Linked DNA regions of Homo sapiens: region 2 is linked to region 1. Evidence: chromatin loops called from intact Hi-C (ENCODE). Cell type or tissue: heart left ventricle. All regions are shown on one strand. Links, peaks and the distances in the headings refer to the core of each region. The heading gives the core; the rest is flanking DNA.

Region 1 (10,152 bases), core at 673-8,672:
CAATTATTCAAATTAAAGGTTTTTTTCAAATGAGTATTACATTATGTCTCTGCTGTTAATTATGTGAATGGCACACTTTTTCTTAATTTACTCGGTGTCATTAAGTAATGAGTCTTCACCCAACACCCAACAATATCCTAAATATTAATAGAGTATTTCTTCCAAGAAATGTACAGTAGAGTCATTAAATAATCCCCTCATATTATGAAATCACCTACAAAATTGTATAAAGAATAAGAAAATAAATAACTTAGGACTCCAATACTTATCCATTTGGCCTCAGGGTTTAGAATTCAGAAACACCCCTGAGATTCACTGATTCCTGAATTTGGCAACTTTTCCTTGGGGCCCACTTGAGCAAACTATAGTTGGGTGGTAAGTTTTTCAGTCTAGTTCCCAGGAGAGTTCCAGTCTGGGTGTTGAGAAACACAAGATGCTTTGAACACCTGTTAATAAGGAAATTGCTGCATATTCCCCATGTGGCTATTTGAAGGATGAAGCAACGATGTCTTTCAAAGTGGCATCTTCTTTTTTTCTCCTTTTTTCCTTGGAAACGGTCTCTAGTTCTGGTAAGAGTAGATTTCCCAGAGATGGAAAGCAACCTAAAGTAACAAATACTGGAAATTTTGAAATTTTTCTTTTTGTGGTCAGTAATCCCAAAAATTTTCTTCCCACTGGGGAGCCACTCATAACTCCTGATTATTCATTTACCCACTGGAATGTAGCAGATTTGGAAATTATGTGTCTTTACCATGCCAAGGTTTGTCAGTGACAGTAGTTTGTATTTACAAATGCCTTTAGAAATGGGCAAGGTTTATTTTTCTTTCACATTTTTATTAGGTTGGTGCAAAATGAATTGTGGTTTTAAAGTAATGGCAAAAACCACAATTCCTTTTGCACCAACCTAAATAGTAGTAATAAGCCAAAACAAACACTTTGGAGAATTACTATGAATGAAACATTAGAGGAGTGAATGGTTTCCAGCATTACATCACCAAATGTGATATTCCACAAACTCTTTGGCAATAGCAATAGGGTCTTTACAAATATTTCCTTCCCGTAAATTTTAAACTAAAATTTGGCTTAAATTAGCAATTTTCTAACAGTCTGTCTCTGTACCCAACTCTATGCAAGCTGTGAGGGTTAAGCATATTTGTCTATCACCTGGAAAAAAAGCAGGAAAGAAAGAAAAAATGGCTAACTGCCAAGTGATTGAGAGCTACTATTCATGTCTGGATTCAATTTTCTTTCATCTTTCAAATGCAAAATCTATGCCCTTTTGTTCCCAGAGAATAAGAAGCAGACCCTTTTCCAGGTTTTTTGGCAGGATTAGGGAGGCACCTGGATTAGCTGAGGTGGTTCCATGCAGACAAATGAGGGACAATTGTTTAAATGAGAGGGACTGGCCAGGAGCGGTGGCTCGTGCCTGTAATCCCAGCACTCTGGGAGGTTGAGGCAGCAAGATTGCTTGAGCCCAGGAGTTTGAGACCAGTCTGGGCAACATAGCAAAACCCTGTCTCTACAAAAAGTATTAAAATTAGCCAAGCCTGGTGGCATGTGCCTGTAGTCCCAGCTACTCAGGAGGCTAAGGTGGGAGGATGACTTGAGCGCAGGAGTTGGAGGCTGCAGTGAGCCATAATTGCACCACTGCACTCTAGCCTAGGTGACAGAGCCAGAACCTGTTTCTGAAAATAAAAATAAATTTCCATAAATAAATAAGTAAATGAGAGGGACTGAAAGCAGCCAGATGAAGAAGCTGAGGAGGCTGCTAGGCAGATGTGGAGACCCAGATGTTGGCTGCTGTCCCTTGTTCTACCCTGACAAGCAGTGAGGTGACCTGCTCTCTAACACTAGGTAATCTTTCACAGTTCACCAAGCACTTGTACCTACGATAACTCCTCTGGCTTTTTCAACACCCCTATGGTGAAGAAATGGCAGGCATACACAATAAACACTATTTTGTATCATATCCCATTATGTTTCCAAGATTTGGAGTCAGACTAATGAGATCCAAATATTAACTCAGTCACTTCCCGCCAGTGTGACCTTAGTAAGGTAATCAACTTCCCTGTGCCTCATTTTTTGCACCATAAAACAGTGATAATAACACCTACTTCATAGGCTTGATGTGAGAACAAAATGAGATAGTACATGTCCTCAATACGTGGCCCAGCACAGAGTAACCCCTCAATAGATGTTAACTAATATTTGTAATCAGTGTTTCCTTGCATGATTTCTACCTTTGGTATCATGCCATGAAAGTTTTTTCTCTCCCTAAGATTACATATTCACTCAAATTTTCTTTTATGATCTTACATTTTACATTTCAATCTTTTACCTACTTAGAATTTATTTGAGTATATGGAAAAAGAAAGGGATCTAACTTTTTTTTCCAAATGATTTTGGGGCATAATACTTTAAACAACAAAACACAATGCCCAGCAAGGATAAGAACAGGGCAGTACTTTCCTAAGTAGGGGCCAGTTCAATTTTATCTTTTTAAAAATAATTTCTGGCCAGGCACGCCTGTAATCCCAACACTTTGGGAGGCCGAGGCAGGTGGATCATCTGAGATCAGGAGTTTGAGACCAGCCTGGCCAACATGGTGAAACCCCGTGTCCACTGAAAAAATACAAAAAATTAGCCAGGCGTGGTGGCATGTGTCTGTAATCCCAAATACTTGGGAAGCTGAGGCAAGAGAATTGCTTGAACCCGGGAGGCGGAGGTTGCAGTGAGCCGAGACCATACCACTGCCCTCTAGCCTGGGTGGCAGAGTGAGACTCCATCTCAAAAAATAAAAAATAAATAATAAATAATTTCTATAATGGATGCTTTTTCTCAAAAGGCTGTGAAATTATTGGATTTTCTTGGTTCACGTTGGTTTCTGTCATCAAAAATAATAAAAACTGATTTTATCTTCTCAAAATATTAAAGAAGAATATTCCAAAAGGAATATTCTATGAAAATAAAATAAGAAAAATAATAACAGGCTGGTTGTACCAACTAACTCCTATCTATTGCTGGCAGGAAGGAGCTGTAAGCAATCCGTACTTCTAGATATTTAAGGATGAAGCAATATAATGAAGAGGGGGAGAAACCTATCACAAACAAAATGTTTGCTTTTTATTTGGTTATGCCTACTTTATTTTTTAAATTAATATAGTTTAACAAAAATACATAATAGAGAACAAATTAAAAATTAAATTTTTTGGATTACTGGCAAGATGGCCAACTAGGAACAGCTCTGGTCTGCAGCTCCCAGTGAGATCAACGCAGAAGGCGGGTGATTTCAGCATTTCCAACTGAGGTAACCAGTTCATCTCATTGGGACTGATTAGACAGGGGGTGCATCCCACGGAGGGCAAGCCAAAGCAGGGAGGGACATCACCTCACCCAGGAAGCACAAAGGGTTGGGAACTCCCTCCCCTAGCCAAGGGAAGCCGTGCGGGACTGTGTCATGAGGAACGGTGCACTTTGGCCCAGATACTATGCTTTTCCCACAGTCTTCGCAATCCGCAGACCAGGAGATTCTCTTTGGTGCCTACGCCACCAGGGCCCTGGGTTTCAAGCACAAAACTGGGCGGCCATTTGGGCAGACACCAAGCTAGCTGCAGGAGGTTTTTTCCATACCCCAGTGGTGCCTGGAAAGTCAGTGAGACAAAATCGTTCACTCCCCTGGAAAGAGGGCTGAAGCCAGGTAGCCAAGTGGTCTAGCTCAGCAGATCCCAGCCCCATGGAGCCCAGCAAGCTAAGATCCACTGGCTTGAAATTCTCACTGCCAGCACAGCAGTCTGCAGTTGACCTGGGGTGCTCAAGCTTGGTGCGGGGAGGGGCATCCGGCATTACTGAGGCTTGAGTAGGCAGTTTCACCCTCACAGTGTAAACAAAGCTGCCAGGAAGTTCAAACTGGGCAGAGCCCTCCGCAGCTCAGCAAAGTCGCTTTAGCCAGACTGCCTTTCTAGATTCCTCCTCTCTGGGCAGGGCATCTCTGAAAAAAAAGCAGCAGCCCCAGTCAGGGGCTTCTAGATAAAATGCCCATTTCCCTAGGACAGAGTGTCTGGGGGAAGGGGGAGCAGTGGGCACAGCGTCAGCAGACTTAAACATCCCTGCCTGATGGCTCTGAGGAGAGCAGCGGATCTCCCAGCACAGCGTTCGAGCTCTGATAAGGGACAGCCTGCTTCCTCAAGTGGGACCTTGACCCCTGTGTCTCCTGACTGGGAGACACCTCCCAGTGGGGGCTGACAGACACCACATACAGGAGAGCACCGGCTGGAATCTGGTGGATGCCCCTCTGGGATGAAGCTTCCAGAGGAAAGAACAGGCAGCAATTTTTGCCGTTCTGCAGCCTCTGCTGGTGATACCCAGGCAAACAGGGTCTGGAGTGGACCTCCAGCAAACTCCAGCAGACCTGCAGCAGAGTGGCCTGAATATTCGAAGGAAAACTAACAAACAGAAAGGAATAGCATCAACATCAACAAAAAGGACATCCACTCAGAGACCCTATCCGAAGGTCACCAACATCAAAGACCAAAGGTAGATAAATCCACAAAGATGGGGAGAAACCAGTGCAAAAAGGCTGAAAATTCCAAAAACCAGAATGCATCTTCTCCTCCAAAGGATCACAACTCCTCACCAGAAAGGGAAGAAAACTGGACGGAGAATGAGTTTGACAAATTGACAGAAGTAAGCTTCAGAAGGTGATTAATTACAAACTCCTCCGAGCTAAAGGAGCATGTTCTAACCCAATGCAAGGAAGTTAAGAACCTTGAAAAAAGGTTAGATGAATTGCTAACTAGAATAACCAGTTTAGAGAAGAACACAAATGACCTGATGGAGCTGAAAAACACAGCATGAGAACTTTGTGAAGCATACACAAGTATCAATAACCAAATCAATCGAGTGGAAGAAAGGATATTAGAGATTGAAGATCAACTTAATGAAATAAAGTGAGAAGACAAGAGTAGAGAAAAAAGAATGAAAAGGAACGAACAAAGCCTCCAAGAAATATGGGACTATGTGAAAAGACCAAATCTATGTTTGATTGGTGTACCTGAAAGTGTTGGGGAGAATGGAACCAAGTTAGAAAACACTCTTCAGGATATTATCCAGGAGATCTTCCCTAAACTAGCAAGACAGGCCAACATTCAAATTCAGGAAATACAGAGAACACCATAAAGATACTCCTTGAGAAGAGCAACCCCAAGACACATAATTGTCAGATTCGCCAAGGTTGAAATGAAGGCGAAAATGATAAGTGCAGCCAGAGGGAAAAGTCGGGTTACCCACAAAGGGAAGCCCATCAGACTAACAGTGAATCTCTCTGCAGAAACCCTACAAGCCAGAAGAGAGGGGGGGCCAATATTCAACATCCTTAAAGAAAAGAATTTTCAACCCAGAATTTCATATCCAGCCAAACTAAGCTTCATACGTGAAGGAGAAATAAAATCCTTTACAGACAAGCAAATCCTGAGAGATTTTGTCACCACCAGGCCTGCCTTACAAGAGCTCCTGAAGGAAGCACTAAACATGGAAAGAAACAACAAGGACAAGCCACTGCAAAAACACACCAAATTGTAAAGACCATTGACACTATGAAGAAACTGCATCAACTAATGCACAAAATAACCAGCTGGCATAATAATGACACGATCAAATTCACACATAACAATATTAACCTTAAGTGTAAATGGGCTAAAATCCCCAATTAAAAGACACAGACTGGCAAATTGGATAAAGAGTCAAGACCCATCAGTGTGCTGTATTCAGGAGACCCATCTCATGTGCAAAGACACACATAGACTCAAAATAAATGAATGGAGGAATATTTACCAAGCAAATGGAAAGCAAAGAAAAAGTAGGAATTGCAATCCTAGTCTCTGATAAAACAGACTTTAAACCAACAAAGATCAAAAGAGACAAAGAAGGCCATTATATAATGGTAAAGGGATCAATTCAACAAGAAGAGCTAACTATCCTGAATATATATGCACCCAATACAGGAGCACCCAGATTCATAAAGCAAGTCCTCAGAGACCTACAAAGAGACTTAGACTCCCACACAATAGTAGGGAGACTTTAACACCCCACTGTCAATATTAGACAGATCATCAAGACAGAAAATTAACAAGGATGTTCAGAACTTGAACTCAGCTCTGGACCAAGTGGACCTAATAGACATCTACAGAACTCTCCACCCCAAATCATCCAAATCTTCAGAATATACATTCTTCTCAGCACCACATCGCACTTATTCTAAAATTGACCACATAATTGGAAGTAAAACACTCCTCAGCAAATGCAAAAGAATGGAAATCATAACAGTCTCTCAGACCACAGTGCAATCAAATTAGAACTCAAGATTAAGAAACGCACTCAAAACCGCACAACTACATGGAAACTGAACAACCTGTTCCTGAATGACTACTAGGTAAATAATGAAATTAAGGCAGAAATAAATAAGTTCTTTGAAACCAATGACAACAAAGACACAATGTACCAGAATCTCTGGGACACATTTAAAGCAGTGTGTAGAGGGAAATTTATAGCAGTAAATGCCCACAAGAGAAAGTGGGAAAGATCTAAAACTGACACCCTAACATCACAATTCAAAGAACTAGAAAAGCAAGAGCAAACAAATTCAAAAGCTAGCAGAAGACAAGAAAAAACTGAGAACAGAGCAGAACTGAAGGAGACAGAGACATGAAAAAGCCTTAAAAAAATCAGTGAATCCAGGAGCTGTTTTTTTGAAAAGACCAACAAAATAGATAGAACACCAGCCACATTAATGAAAGAAGAGAGAAAAATCAAATATACGCAATAAAAAATGATAAAGGGGATATCATCACCAATCCCACAGAGATACAAACTACCATCAGAGAATACTATAAACAACTCTACACAAATAAACTAGAAAATCTAAAAGAAATGTATAAATTCCTGGACACATACACCCTCCCAAGTCTCAACCAGGAAGAAGTTGAATCCCTTAATGGACCAACAACAAGTTCTGAAATTGATGCAGTAATTAATAGCCTACCAACCAAAAAAAGTCCAGGACCAGACGGATTCACAGCTGAATTCTACCAGAGGTACAAAGAGGAGCTGGTACCATCCCTTCTGAAACTATTCCAAACAATAGAAAACGAGGGAATCCTCCCTAACTCATTTTATGAGGCCAGCATCATCCTGATACCAAAACCTGGCAGAGGCACAACAAAAAAAGAGAATTTTAGGCCAATATCTCTGATGAACATTGATGCAGAAATCCACAATAAAATACTGGCAAACTGAATCCAGCAGCACATCAAAAAGCTTATCCACCACAATTAAGTCAGCTTCATCCAAGGGATGCAAGGCTAGTTCAACATACACAAATCAATAAACATAATCCATCACATAAACAGAAACAATGACAAAAAACACGTGATTATCTCAATAGATGCAGAAAAGGCCTTTGATAAAATTCAACATCTCTTCCTGCTAAAAACGCTCAATAAACTAGGTATTGATGGAATGTATCTCAAAATAATAAGACCTACTTATGACAAACCCACAGCAAATATTATACTGAATGGGCAAAAACTGGAAGCATTCCCTTTGAAAACCCGCACAAGACAAGGATGCCCTCTCTCACCACTCCTATTCAACATAGTGTTGGAAATTCTGGCCAGGACAATCAGACAAAAGAAAGAAATAAAGGGTATTCAAACAGGAAGGGAGGAAGTCAAATTATCTCTGTTTGCAGATGACATGATTGTATATTTAGAAAACTCCATCGTCTCCGCCCAAAATCTCCTTAAGCTGATGAGCAACTTCAGCAAAGTCTCAGGATACAAAATCAATGTGCAAAATTCACAAGCATTCCTATACACCAATAACAGACAAACAGAGAGCCAAATCATGAGTGAACTTCCATTCACAATTGCTACAAAGAGAATTAAATACCTAGGAATCCAACTTACAAGGGATGTGAAGGACCTTTTCAAGGAGAATTATAAACCACTGCTCAAGACACAAGCAAATGGAAAAACATTCCATGCTCATGGATAGGAAGAATCAATATTGTGAAAATGGCCATACTCCCCAAAGTAATTTATAGATTCAATGTTATCTCCATCAAGCTATCTTTTACATTCTTCAGAGAATTGGAAAAATCTACTTTAAATTTCATATGGAACCAAAAAAGAGCCCACATAGCCAAGACCATCCTATGCAAAAAGCACAAAGCTGTTACCTGACTTCAAACTATACTACAAGGCTGCAGTAACAAAAACAGCATGGTACTGGTACCAAAACATATATAGAGACCAATGGAACAGACCAGAGGCCCCAGAAATAACACCACACATCTACAACCATCTGATCTTTGACAAACCTGACAAAAACAAGCAATGGGGAAAGGATTCCCTATTTAATAAATGGTGTTGGGAAAACTGGCTAGCCATATGGGGAAAACTGGCTAGCCATATGCAGAAAACTGAAACTGGACCCCTTCCTTACACCTTATACAAAACTTAACTCAAGATGGATTAAAGACTTAAACATAAGACCAAAAACTATAAAAACCCTAGAAGAAAACCTAGGCAATATCATTCAGGACATAGGCATGGGCAAAGACTTCATGACTAAAACACCAAAAGCAATGGCAACAAAAGCCAAAATTGACAAATGGGATCTTATTAAACTAAAGAGCTTCTGCACAGCTAAAGAAACTATCATCAGAGTGAACAGGCAACCTACAAATGGGAGAAAATTTTTGCAATCTATCCATCTGACAAAGGGCTAATATCCAGAATCTTCAAAGAACTTAAACAAATTTACAAGAAAAAAACAACCCCATCAAAAAGTGGGCAAAGGATATGAACAGATACTTCTCAAAAGAAGACATTTATGCAGTCAACAAACATATGAATAAAAAAGCTAATCATCACTGGTCATTAGAGAAATGCAAATCAAAACCACAATGAGATACCATCTCACGCCAGTTAGAATGGCGACCATTAAAAAGTCAGGAAACAACAGATGCTCGAGTGGATGTGGAGAAATAGGAATGGTTTTACACTGTTGGTGGGAGTGTAAATTAGTTCAACCATTGCGGAAGACAGTGTGGTGATTCCTCATGGATCTAGAACCAGAAATACTATTTGACCCAGCAATCCCCTTACTGGGTATATACCCAAAGGATTACCAATGATTCTACTATAAAAACACATGCACATGTATATTTATTGTGGCACTGTTCACAATAGCAAAGACTTGGAACCAACCCAAATACCCATCAATGATAGACTGGATAAAGAAAATGTAGCACATATACACTGTGGAATACTATGCAGCCATAAAAAGGATGAGTTCATGTCCTTTGCAGGGACATGGATGCAGCTGGAAACCATCATTCTCAGCAAACTAACACAAGAACAGAAAACCAAACACTGCATGTTCTCACTCATAAGTGGGAGTTGAACAATGAGAACACATAGACACAGGGAGGGGAACATCACACAATGGGGTCTGTTGTGGGGTGGGGGACTAGGGGAGGGATAGTATTAGGAGAAATACCTAATGTATATGACAGGTTGATGGGTGCAGCAAACCAGGCATGTGTATACCTATGTAACAAACCTGCACATTCTGCCCATGTACCCCAGAACTTAAAGTGTAACTTTAAAAACAAAGAAAGAAAAAGAAATGAGGTCAGGGACATTATGCCCTCTGCCTTGTAAAAGAGCACCAGTGACCAAGGCAAAGAAGAGAAAACCAATCTGTGTTTAGAGCAAGAAGTTTCTGATAGACTGAAGGGACTACAGGAGCCTGACATACACTAAGTAACTGTATGTACCTATTTTGGTGGAGTTTGAGGAGGAGGGAAGGGGATCAGGAAGGAACACCATGCTAAAGTAGTAAGTTAAGTAATGCTGACTTCAACAGCACAAAATGTAATTCAGGAAATGTTCCTCCAAAAGATATAAGCAACTAGCACACTTGATCAGTCAGGATTGAGGCCCTCCTTTTTGTACAGTATCCTGCTAAGAATTTAACAACAGACTTCTATATCCTGAACACTGACAAGCTTAATAAGCTTAGAATTGCCATTCTGTGTCAGATGTTCTCTATGAGGCAAAGGCAGAAGCTTAAGAAAGTATGTACCAGCCT
Region 2 (10,152 bases), core at 186-8,185, 56 kb after region 1:
GGAGGACATCATCTTTATTGAGTATATGCAAAAAAAAAAAAATCTTAATCAGTTCTAGAAGATGTAGAGTTAATTCCAAGGGTTAAGTGGATGACGCTCATATTTATTGAATCTGTCACAGAACAACACAGTCTATCTGACATGAAACGGCCTTTTCATGGCCTTACTTTTACACTTATTCAAATACATTCAGGAAACTGCTTGCCATACTCTATTAACTTCTCTCCTTTATCTCTTCCTGAGTTCCTTAAAACTGAAGACTTGTTAAGGTTAGATCCCTTTATTCTTACTACTTATGTATAAAATTATGCCTTCCACCCCCTTTTCCTTCCCTTTCTTCCAAATTAACAAGCAGAACAGACTTCTCTTCAAACACTTTCTCCTGAGGTACAACTGCTTAGGTTGCCTTTCTTCTTTTGTTTTTCATTTTCTCAGCCATTTTAACTGTTTTGCCTCCACTAGACGCATACATAAGCATACAAACACGCTTTCTGATCATTCTTTCTGGAATAACTTTAAAACATATTGTACATAGTCAAAGAAGGATGACCTTGAATTTCTACATATTTTGCACAGGTCAAAATTAGAAATCCAGTCTGACCAAGGCACGTTACTATCCAAGGCTAGACTGAACAGGATAGGTGGCCAGCAGTGTGGTTCATATGGCTACAACTGCCCCTGCCTCCTTTTTAAGGCATGTAGGGTAGGAAATAAATCCATTTTCAGATACAGACACTCTGAAATTCTCTGGCTGTCAGATATCATTTAGTAGCCCTAATAATGGTGAAGGAAATAAGGATTGATCTTACTGCTAGCCTTTATGAAAATCTATTGCACGTCCCTAAACTACCTTAGTTAATAAAGGACAGAAAACAACATTTAGATCACATAGCAAATTCTAGGACAAGGAGAGTTCCTTTTCCTTTTCTACCCAAAAAGAAAAACCTGACCCATGGAAAATATGACGACCAACAAAACTGTTTTATAGATCTTGCTCCCTTTCATAAGACAGCCTAAAATTAAAGTGTTCTCTTCAGTCTCTGCTTCCTATCACTGTTGTTATTTCACCATTCACTGGACCAGTATTTTAATGTAATAGATAGCTAAGGTCCCTGTACAGGACATCATGGAGGAAGTGGTAGGGGCTATCACCCTACCTATGCTGGGGGGAGGTGTCACCTGCCAGATACCTGAGGAGGGCTTTAGGACTCAGGACTACTTGAGCCAGCCCTTGAGAGATGAGCAGGGTTTGGGGAGGAAGGAAGAACAGAATGATGGGGAAAAATAAAATGCCAGGGCCAGCAAGGAATGGCCAGGTGACCAGCCTGGAAGGCACCACTGCTGCCTGTGGAGAAGCACATACAGCACAGAGAAGGTGGGTAGCCCAATTAAGGCAAGCCTTTCCGAAATGGGTCGAGAATTCTGACTTTGTCCCAGGAAAGTGAGAAGCCAGTGAAGGTCTCTGTGCACATGAGTGAAGAGATCAGATCAGTATTTTAGCCTGAAAAGGATGTTAGGATTTGGAAAGAACTTCTCTGCTAGAAATGCAGAGAGCCAGTGGCCATAATCCAGTTGTGGAGTGGAGCAGGGAGGCAGGCAGTGATTAGAGCAGTGAAAAGGATGGAAAGAAAAGGCAGTTCCAGAAAGCCTGGGACAGAATCAAGAAGGCTTGGTAACCGATGAGGCATAAATGGAACAGGGGGGATTAGATCAGAGGCTTAAAACTTGATAAATAGCACCTTCAAAAGGGATGGATTTTTTACCACTCATTCAATCCATGTCACATCACAACTCTACAGAAAATTATTCAGAAAAACATGAAGTATTTCCATCCTTTTAATAATTAAAGATCATAGACATAAAAAGGAAGTTTTCTGAATAACTAAAAGAAAACGAAAGAAATTTGGTCCAGGCACAATGGAAGACTGAAAGTAGATCTCAACTAAAGAAAAAAAATTGCCAGGCACAGTGGCTCACGTCTGTAATCCCAGCACTTTGGGAGGCCGAGGCGGGTGGAACACCTGAGGTCAGGAGTTCGAGACCAGCCTGACCAACATGGAGAAACCCTATCTCTACTAAAAATACAAAATTAGCCAGGCGTGGTGGCACATGCCTCCAGCTACATGGGAGGCTAAGGCAGGAAGATCACTTGAACCCAGAAGGCAGAGGTTGCAGTGAGCCAAGATCACGTCACTGCACTCCAGCCTGGGAAAGAGTGAGACTCTTCCTCAAAAAAAAAAAGAAAAATATTAAAGAACCTAATTTAAACTGCATGTTTTTCCTCTTGTGGAGTGGTAGGTGCTTTTACCCTGAGGCTTATAGCCTGCTATTTATAGGGATATAAACCCCACACTCTAGCTGTGCCCATAGGCTCCTACTGGACTACTGTATAATGTGATGCTTCTAATTCTCCCAAGGTCTATTAGAAAGACATGGAAGTGTCCCCATAGTTAGAGAGAAGGCCACTACAGGACCAGCCACGGCCAGACACTACAGGACCAGGAAAAGAAATCCTGCACAACAAGAGACCCAGGGAAACACATTGCATGCACTGTTTCCCGCCCCCCTACAAATAAGTAGACCACAAACTTCGTGAATTAAGTAACTGGCAGGGCAACCTCTTGATCATCTACCCCAAACTTTTAGTTACTACCCATTTTTCACAAAATTATTAAATTTAGCATAAAAAAGTAAACTGATTTAGCACCAAAACATCTGAGGCCAGATCGTGACTGCACAAGACTTGTCAAAGAATACCTCCTCCTTCAGGAAGATTTCATCTCCTTCTTCTACTATTTCCCAGGTGAATGCCGAGTAGAGGGGCTGGAGCTACTCTCCTGAAAATAAAACTATAGGTCCACTGTCTTCCATTTTTAATTAGATGGTCATTAAATAGAGCCATTTAGGACCTGGAAATTTAATTAATTCTGAAACAGCTCATTCTCATGTGTTCCATCTTGGACCAATGAGACATTTTCAAGAACACTGACTTGGATCAAGGGAGTAGACTATAAATATAAGCTGTTTTCCACTGTGAGGCTGGTCTGAGGATCAATACCTATGGCTAGTCAGGCTTTACCCTACCACCCTGATTAATAAACTGAACCAGTGGCAAAAGGAAGAATTAAAAGAAAAACTAAATTGCCACTTTACCTGTTTTACTGATTTTATTTAACTTGGCTCAGATGTGATTTTTGCTACCATAAACGAGAAAACTTACTTGGAGACCAGAAAGATGCCTGACAACTGAGAAGAAATACACAGAACAATACAAAGAAAGAAGTCTCTTCAGCTCCTTAGGGGAAGAAGAGAGATGATTTACAAACATTATACACCATACAACAGCAAATCAACTAGAGTATAGTTCTTGCTGATGCTCAGTTCAAGAATCTGGGACCTAACACACAGAGCAGAGAAACGACCATCCTTCAGAGCCTTTCCTGGACTCTGCATGTCAGAGAAAAGGTTTCACCTTCTTGATGTGGGACCAAGGCAAAAGACGGTGCAGACTAACAGAAATCTTGGACCCAGATTTGTGACCCTCTTCTAACCAAGTATAGGGGATCTCAGGGAATATATCTTTTAGGAAACTGTATCTTATTCTTTCTGCCATCATCTTTCCAAATTTCTCCCTTACTTTAGGTCACCTCACCTATTTTGAGGAAACAGTAAAAGTGTGTGCATGCATATGTGCCCGTTGCAATGAAAGGATCAACAGAGAAAGACTGTGGCAACTGAGAGGGCAAATTGGTCTCAGCTGTGTCCCACCAGCAGACCTGCAGAAGCAAAATGACAACTGGTTGAGTCTGTCTTCAACATCAGTTTACCCCTTCTCTGTTCCATGTTCTTAGGTTTTCCAAAGCTTCTGCTATGCTGTGCCACAGGCCTGCCTTCCCTAGTTATTCTGTGCTTTTTTAAATTTTTTTCTTCTTTTCTAATACTTATCTGTTAACTGAGATTCTGTGCTCTAGAATGCATTGCAAAATCTAGCCTGTTGCTATTGTTTTATATATGAATCAACTGTCACATACAAATCCAGATTTCTAGCTTCTCTTAAAAGATCTAAAAAGAATGAGTCCATCTTCCCACATGGCAGCAATCGGGGGGTGCCGGGATGGTACTCTCTTTGGCTAGGGCAGTGTGTCAGCCACCACCTTACCTTACCTGCTTCCTTTTTTTAACCTTCCCTTTCCTTTATGACTGTTCCAGTTCTTTCCTTGGCTCACTGTTAAAACTTACCTGCCCTGTGTCTCAACCCAGTGGGGCTAGATCTCTACTCACTGACTGGTTGAGCTAATCAATTAAACTAGTTAAGGCTGAACTGCTTAATGCACAGGAACAGATTATCTCCTTGGCTTGAGCCCTTGGAAGAGGACGAAAGCTGCCAAGAGATGAGAATGAGAAAACAAACTGCTTCCTGGTCACTCCTCTATCAGAGGAAGCTGTGGACATACCCTGTAGATTTCCTCCAGCAGCAGCCGGGCACAGTTCCTGCCAAGGTCCTCTGGAAGTACTGCTGCTCCCTGGCCCTGGGGGTTGGAGGCCAGTTCAGCACTGAGGAAGGTGCCACTGGTGGTCTCAGCAACCAGTGACAACCCAAAGCCCGGAGACCTGGAGATACAAAGGCACAAACACTGAGTAGGTTTAACCAAGTGAGGTTTCCACTCACCAGCAAACGGAAAGAGAAGACAAACATTTTTTTTGACGGCACTGTGTTCAAAGGCTTCTTTCTGGCTGCATTAACCTCATAGAGTTGCTACTAGTTTACTAGCTGACCAGAAAAGAAAATCAGTCCAAAAACAAGCATCTCTCCACAAAATTTTAAGATTTGACAGCTCAATTCTACTTTCCCAATGACTGTTAAGTAGACACATCAACAGGAAAGGTGTGGCGGCCTTCCCAGCAGTACAATCCGTATGCAACCACAACACAGACCTGCCCCCTTTAACACAACTCAACACACGCTCACACAATACTTTCTATGTGTCTGGCAGGAGACTAGCCAAAATACTTGTTTCACTAAAACTATGTATAAAATTAATGTTTCGAATGCACTATATGAGCTCACTATATAGAAGAACTATGTTAGTCAGTCCTTAGATTCTTAAGGAAAAAAAAAATTTGCTTGTCTATGCAGTCGAAGGTTAACAACACCTGCCAAGGAAAGGGGGTGCAGTGAGTTACCCATTTCATCAAAGGTTCTGGGAGGCACTCTGAGTTATGCTTAACAATCTAACACTGTGCTATCCACCTATCATCATGGGACACCTAGAGAATTTTAGCATAATCCCAAATTGCCTTTGAGTCACCTGACCAGCAGAAGTGAGAGGGTGTCCAGCAGTGGCTGCAGGCAGTGGCATACAAAAGTGAAGATTAGAAGATGAAGGGGAGAGAAAGCAAGACAAGGTGCCACTGCTGCTTTACCCATTTACCTGCATTTCCCAAGAATTTCCATCTGTGTGAGTTTTCTAAGGTGTATTTGTCATTACGATAAACTTTATATTTAATCAGAATTATTCCATTTAACACAATTTAAGTAACTTTAGAAAAGACAAAGAATATATATTAGGTTCTATGTAAATTACTCTAATTTTTCTTCCCAACTTGTGGGAAATATGTGTTATCAGGCCTATTTCAAGTTAGGCTGACCAAGCTGCTGGTCATCAGGTGACCTCATTAGAGATATGCACTGGTATAGTTTGCAAAGGCCAGCCTCCACAGCTTTCCTTGGTAAAGGACCCAATTAAGAAAAAAAAAAATTACTGTGAGAGTTAAAATGGGACCACACTGGACTGATGTGCATTCTGGCCAAAGCGCTGACATAGGCCACCAAGAAGTGCTGTCCCCTAAGGTTCTAGGCCATGGCCACAACATAAACTCTTACATCTGAACAAGCCTGACTTACTGGATACTTCACTGAATCAGAAGAGAGAAATACCCATCCATGACTTTATAATTTTAATAACAGAGAAGGAAGAGCACTATTAGTCATCTGTAACTGGAGATTTAAAAAAACCAAACACAAATTTAAATCCCACATTGGTTTTACATGTAATTTTTAAAATGGGGCTTGGAGTTGATGGCCCACAGTCTACATCATGTCCATGTCTTTATCTACGTGTAAGGCTTCTACTCACCATTAGTAAGTATGGACTTGACCACACTCTAGGGTCAGCTGAGTCAGTGGTATAACAAAAAGCCACACTATAAGCTGGTGGCAGGATGGCTGTCAGGCCTGCTCTGCTTCATGCCAGGACACTTTCTGATAAAGCGAGAGGCAAAGCAGAGAAGGGACTATCGAGATGAAGCCATTTAGACAGCTTCTGCTGCTATCTGTCCTCCCCCATCCCTCGGAAATCCCCTTTCTCCAGAAAATAGCTGACACATAATTCCAGACCTGTGGCCAACAAGGGAGAGTAAAGGAAAGAACAGCATCAGGAGCTACCATTTCTGTAGGACTTACCATGTGACAAGCAAGGTATTAATGGCTTATATGTGTGATCTTTACAATAACCCCAAAACATAGGCATCATCACCCTCAATGCATAAATGAGGAAAATACTGTTGTTACTAGAATATAAACCAAAGGTTTAGGAACATCATTGACTTTTCCAAGCCAGAAAGTCCAGCTTTGCCCACAAATCCTTTCCCAACCCCAGCGTTATGACGCCACCAGCTTTGTTGCTTTGGACTATGAGCCTCCACTGTATTTCTAAAACTACCTTCATCTTTCCATTGGGCCTTATAAAGGTCAAAGGTTGTATAAAACACTCACCCCCCTCCTTTACTCTCTTTTCCTCTTTTTGCTGAAATTAAAAGAAACCACAGGTGAAACAGCTGTGAAAAAGGATCAGCTGTGGCATCACTTAAGAAGAAGTTGACTTCTTAACCTACAACAGTTAACCCCAGACTCTAATATTCTTATTTTTAGGAGACACAACCTGCAAAGCCTCAGATGTGAAGTGAAATGATGCCCATTCACACTGAAATGATTCAGTAAAAAACAAAAACAAACAAAACCCACAAACAAGTGAAGCAAATTTGGCAAAATATTTATCGTTAACTATAGGCAGCAGGAGTATATCTCCGTGTTCACTGTACTATTCTTTGATCTTTTCTGTATGTTTAACACTTTCCTATTTTAAGAAAGTGGCTTTAATTGCTTCTCTAACTTCCTAGTTGCTAAATACACAAGCAAAGCCTAAAACAGGTATCTTCATTACATAGAGCATCATTTTTTAAGAACTTATTTTCCTTACTTAGAATTTTTTTCTAATTTTTAAAATTTTTATTTTTTAGCAAAGCAAAGGCTTTCACTAAACCAAATTCACGTCTGCAATAACAACTTTCTCTGGATGTAAATATGTTGTTTCCACTGATGAAGAGAGATGCTGACTTACACTTAGATAACAAAAGATTTTAACCCTATACTGTTATTTACTCAGGGTGGAAGAACCTGTCCACTTTAATTTTTTTGTTGGAACAGAGTGCAGATGGAATTTAAAGCCTAAAGCATTGTGTATTAATAGATAAAGGTTTTAATTCCCCAAGGCTAGGAACCAGACCCTTAGCTTCCAGCTCTAGCCACTGGGATGCTTTCCATGTGACAGGCACTCAAGAAATGCCTGTTGGTGACAACGGCAATAAGGCAGAAAGAAATTAATTCTGAAATTGTTCTTCCTCTGGCTGCGCAACCTCAGAGCTGGCAGTTTTAACTTCAACTAGAACAGGCATGTGAAAAAGCTGCAGAAACAGACTTCAAAAACACAGATACTTACTTCCCAGAGTTGACTCCTTTCATGTGATCTGTGTAAATATAGATATCAGGTATGAACTTGTTGAGGATGCTCCTTGCAGAATCCACAATCCGGTTCGCCATCTGAGGTGACACACGTACAGAGTACCTGCAGCCTGGAGTTAAGGATGTCATTCTGCTTGAATTCCAGGACAGAGAAAAATCAGTTATAAAGCTGGCAAGTATTTGTGGAACTGTAGTAACAAACTGGGACTTCCAAATCTATTGTTTTCCAACTGAATTTACTGAATTAGTACCATAATTAAATTTTTTTCATTATTATAAAAGGTCATGGCAAAAACACCCAAACAATAGAGACAGTGGAAAGTATAAAGCTGGAGGTCCTCAACCCCACCCCCTGACTTCCTACCCACACGCTTCCCCTAGAAATGGTTCAAGTCAATTTTGGAAGGTGTAAAGACACCTGCCTCTCTGCGGGTCATGATCCAGGCTCCCTCTGAAGCACAACACCTAAGAACACTTTCTATTCTCTGTCCATTCCCACTGCTGTAGCCAATGAGTCTCTCTCTTAAGAACCTAAGCCCAGAACAGACACCACACAGGACCTGGGCGATCCCAATCTGACTCCTGGTATGCTGATGGGAGAAGCAGAAAAAGTTCAGTGAAAGAACATGGTTGCTGCTATTTATAAATATATAAAAAGGTTTTTCTCATTTACAGGGCCTATTTTCTACTATTTAAGAATTAATTACTCCACTTGTGGATAACACAGCCTCCTCACACCTGCTACCTTATGGTTAAAATATTGATAATTAGCACTCCTACAATAGGGCACCCCAGAAAAGAAAGGAGGAAGATATTAGTAACTCAAGTGAAAAGATTGGTGCTTGAGGAAATGGAAATTATTGCCTAAAACTAGACTTTATAACAGAAGCTGGCATTCCCCAACCACACATGTCAAAGAAAAAGTAAGTATGTATTGAGCACTTCAATGTGCAATGTATGGTCAAGAGATGGCTATATATTTGGAACTAAAAAAATGGAGAAATAACATGTGACCTTCCCACTACCCTGATACAAACCCCACGTGACAAGTCCAACAGGTAGAACGAGGTATATAATCTGCCCAATCCAGCCCAATGTTCAAGAACTGCTGACAATAACATATTTAATTTTCATCTGAACTGCAGAAACAAAGTGCTCAGAGACGATACATGACCTGATCTGGTATCTAGCTCCCTTTTTTGACCCATCCTGAACTTCATACTAAAAGACCAATCTTCCTCATGCTGGTGACAGTCTCTCGGTGGCTCCTGGTCCTCCCATATCTTGTTGTTAGAGCCCCCAGCCTGCTCAGTTGTGTCCATCTTCAGCTCTGCACCATCAACTCCTTCCACCCATCCAAACTGACCAAATTCCTCAACCTGAGCTGCTTTGCCCCATTCTCCCAGCCCGAGGTCCCAATCTCTCTCCTGAAACCCTCCAGCCGGCACCCAAGTGTTAGCTCCACTTGAACTTACCATACATCTCTCTTCACATATGCACATTTTGTTCTTGCTCTTCAATGAGACCACACACTCTATAAGGGCAAGGGCTTTACCTCTGTAATCCCTCCCAACTCTCCAATACACCACTTTTGTACTCAGAAATGCTCAATAAATATTTAACTTGACTCAAAGGACAAACCTGAAATGAGGAAAGAGCAAAGAGGGATTTTTCAATACACACACAGCCCAGTTACATCACCATCTCTTCAGTCCAGAATGTACTTTTGACCACAGACAGCTTAGACAAACAGTCCTGAATCTCATACCCTTTGGACCAAGCAGGTGCTGTCCTTCTGAGGTCTGAGGCTGCCCACTGTCCCCAGGAAAGCACAAGAGATGTCACCATCCTAGCACATAATCCCACAGAGCTCACGGCTCCCAAAGTTCTTTCACATCTATTATCACCTTACTTTATGCTCACAGTAACCCTGTGTTGAGGGCCATGGCTCCGAGTTCTAGGACTTACATTAAAGACAACTAAGACAAAAAAACTAAGACACTTGCTCAAAATTAAACAGATCTGACTCCCAAAAAGCATCTTCCTCCTCTCACCCATCCCAATACAAAAACACGAAGGTTAACAAACAGTACGAATTCAGGGCCTACAGAATCCTATACTAGAACTCAGGCAATGAAATGAAGAAGGCAAAGGAACTTTAAAGCCAGTTGCTTAGAACCATCTGGCTTGGCATGGATGTCCTACTAAGGAATGGCTAACAGCCCCCAAGTTCTAGAATCAGATTATCTCCGTTCAAGTCCAAGCTCCAGCAAGCTGCATCACTCCAGGTTAATTGTGGTAACTTCTCTGTGCTGTCATTTCCTAATCAGTAAAAGAAGGATAATCATAAC

What was found. A loop is a pair of places that touch in the nucleus more often than their neighbours do. Peaks named below come from ENCODE experiments on the same cell type or tissue, not always from the same donor. Only the 100,000 strongest peaks of a DNase experiment are listed, where the experiment ranks them.
Region 2: it touches region 1 in a loop (4-fold over the local background); 4 of 110 quality-filtered maps call a loop at or near these places.

Annotation. Positions count from the first base shown.
Region 1 is chr9:4,895,607-4,905,758 of GRCh38, reverse strand. No RefSeq gene overlaps it. Among named protein-coding and RNA genes, the nearest start is that of MIR101-2, 50 kb to the right of the region's middle. In heart left ventricle, for the core only: no CTCF peak of the experiment used is centred there; a DNase peak (open chromatin) is centred at 3,828; H3K4me3 peaks cover 348 bases.
Region 2 is chr9:4,838,984-4,849,135 of GRCh38, reverse strand. It overlaps RCL1 (RNA terminal phosphate cyclase like 1), which reads right to left. Exons shown (of 9, transcript NM_005772.5): 6 at 7,779-7,904; 7 at 4,455-4,611. Among named protein-coding and RNA genes, the nearest start is that of MIR101-2, 6.2 kb to the left of the region's middle. RefSeq lists a silencer at 6,533-6,827. In heart left ventricle, for the core only: no CTCF peak of the experiment used is centred there; no DNase peak of the experiment used is centred there.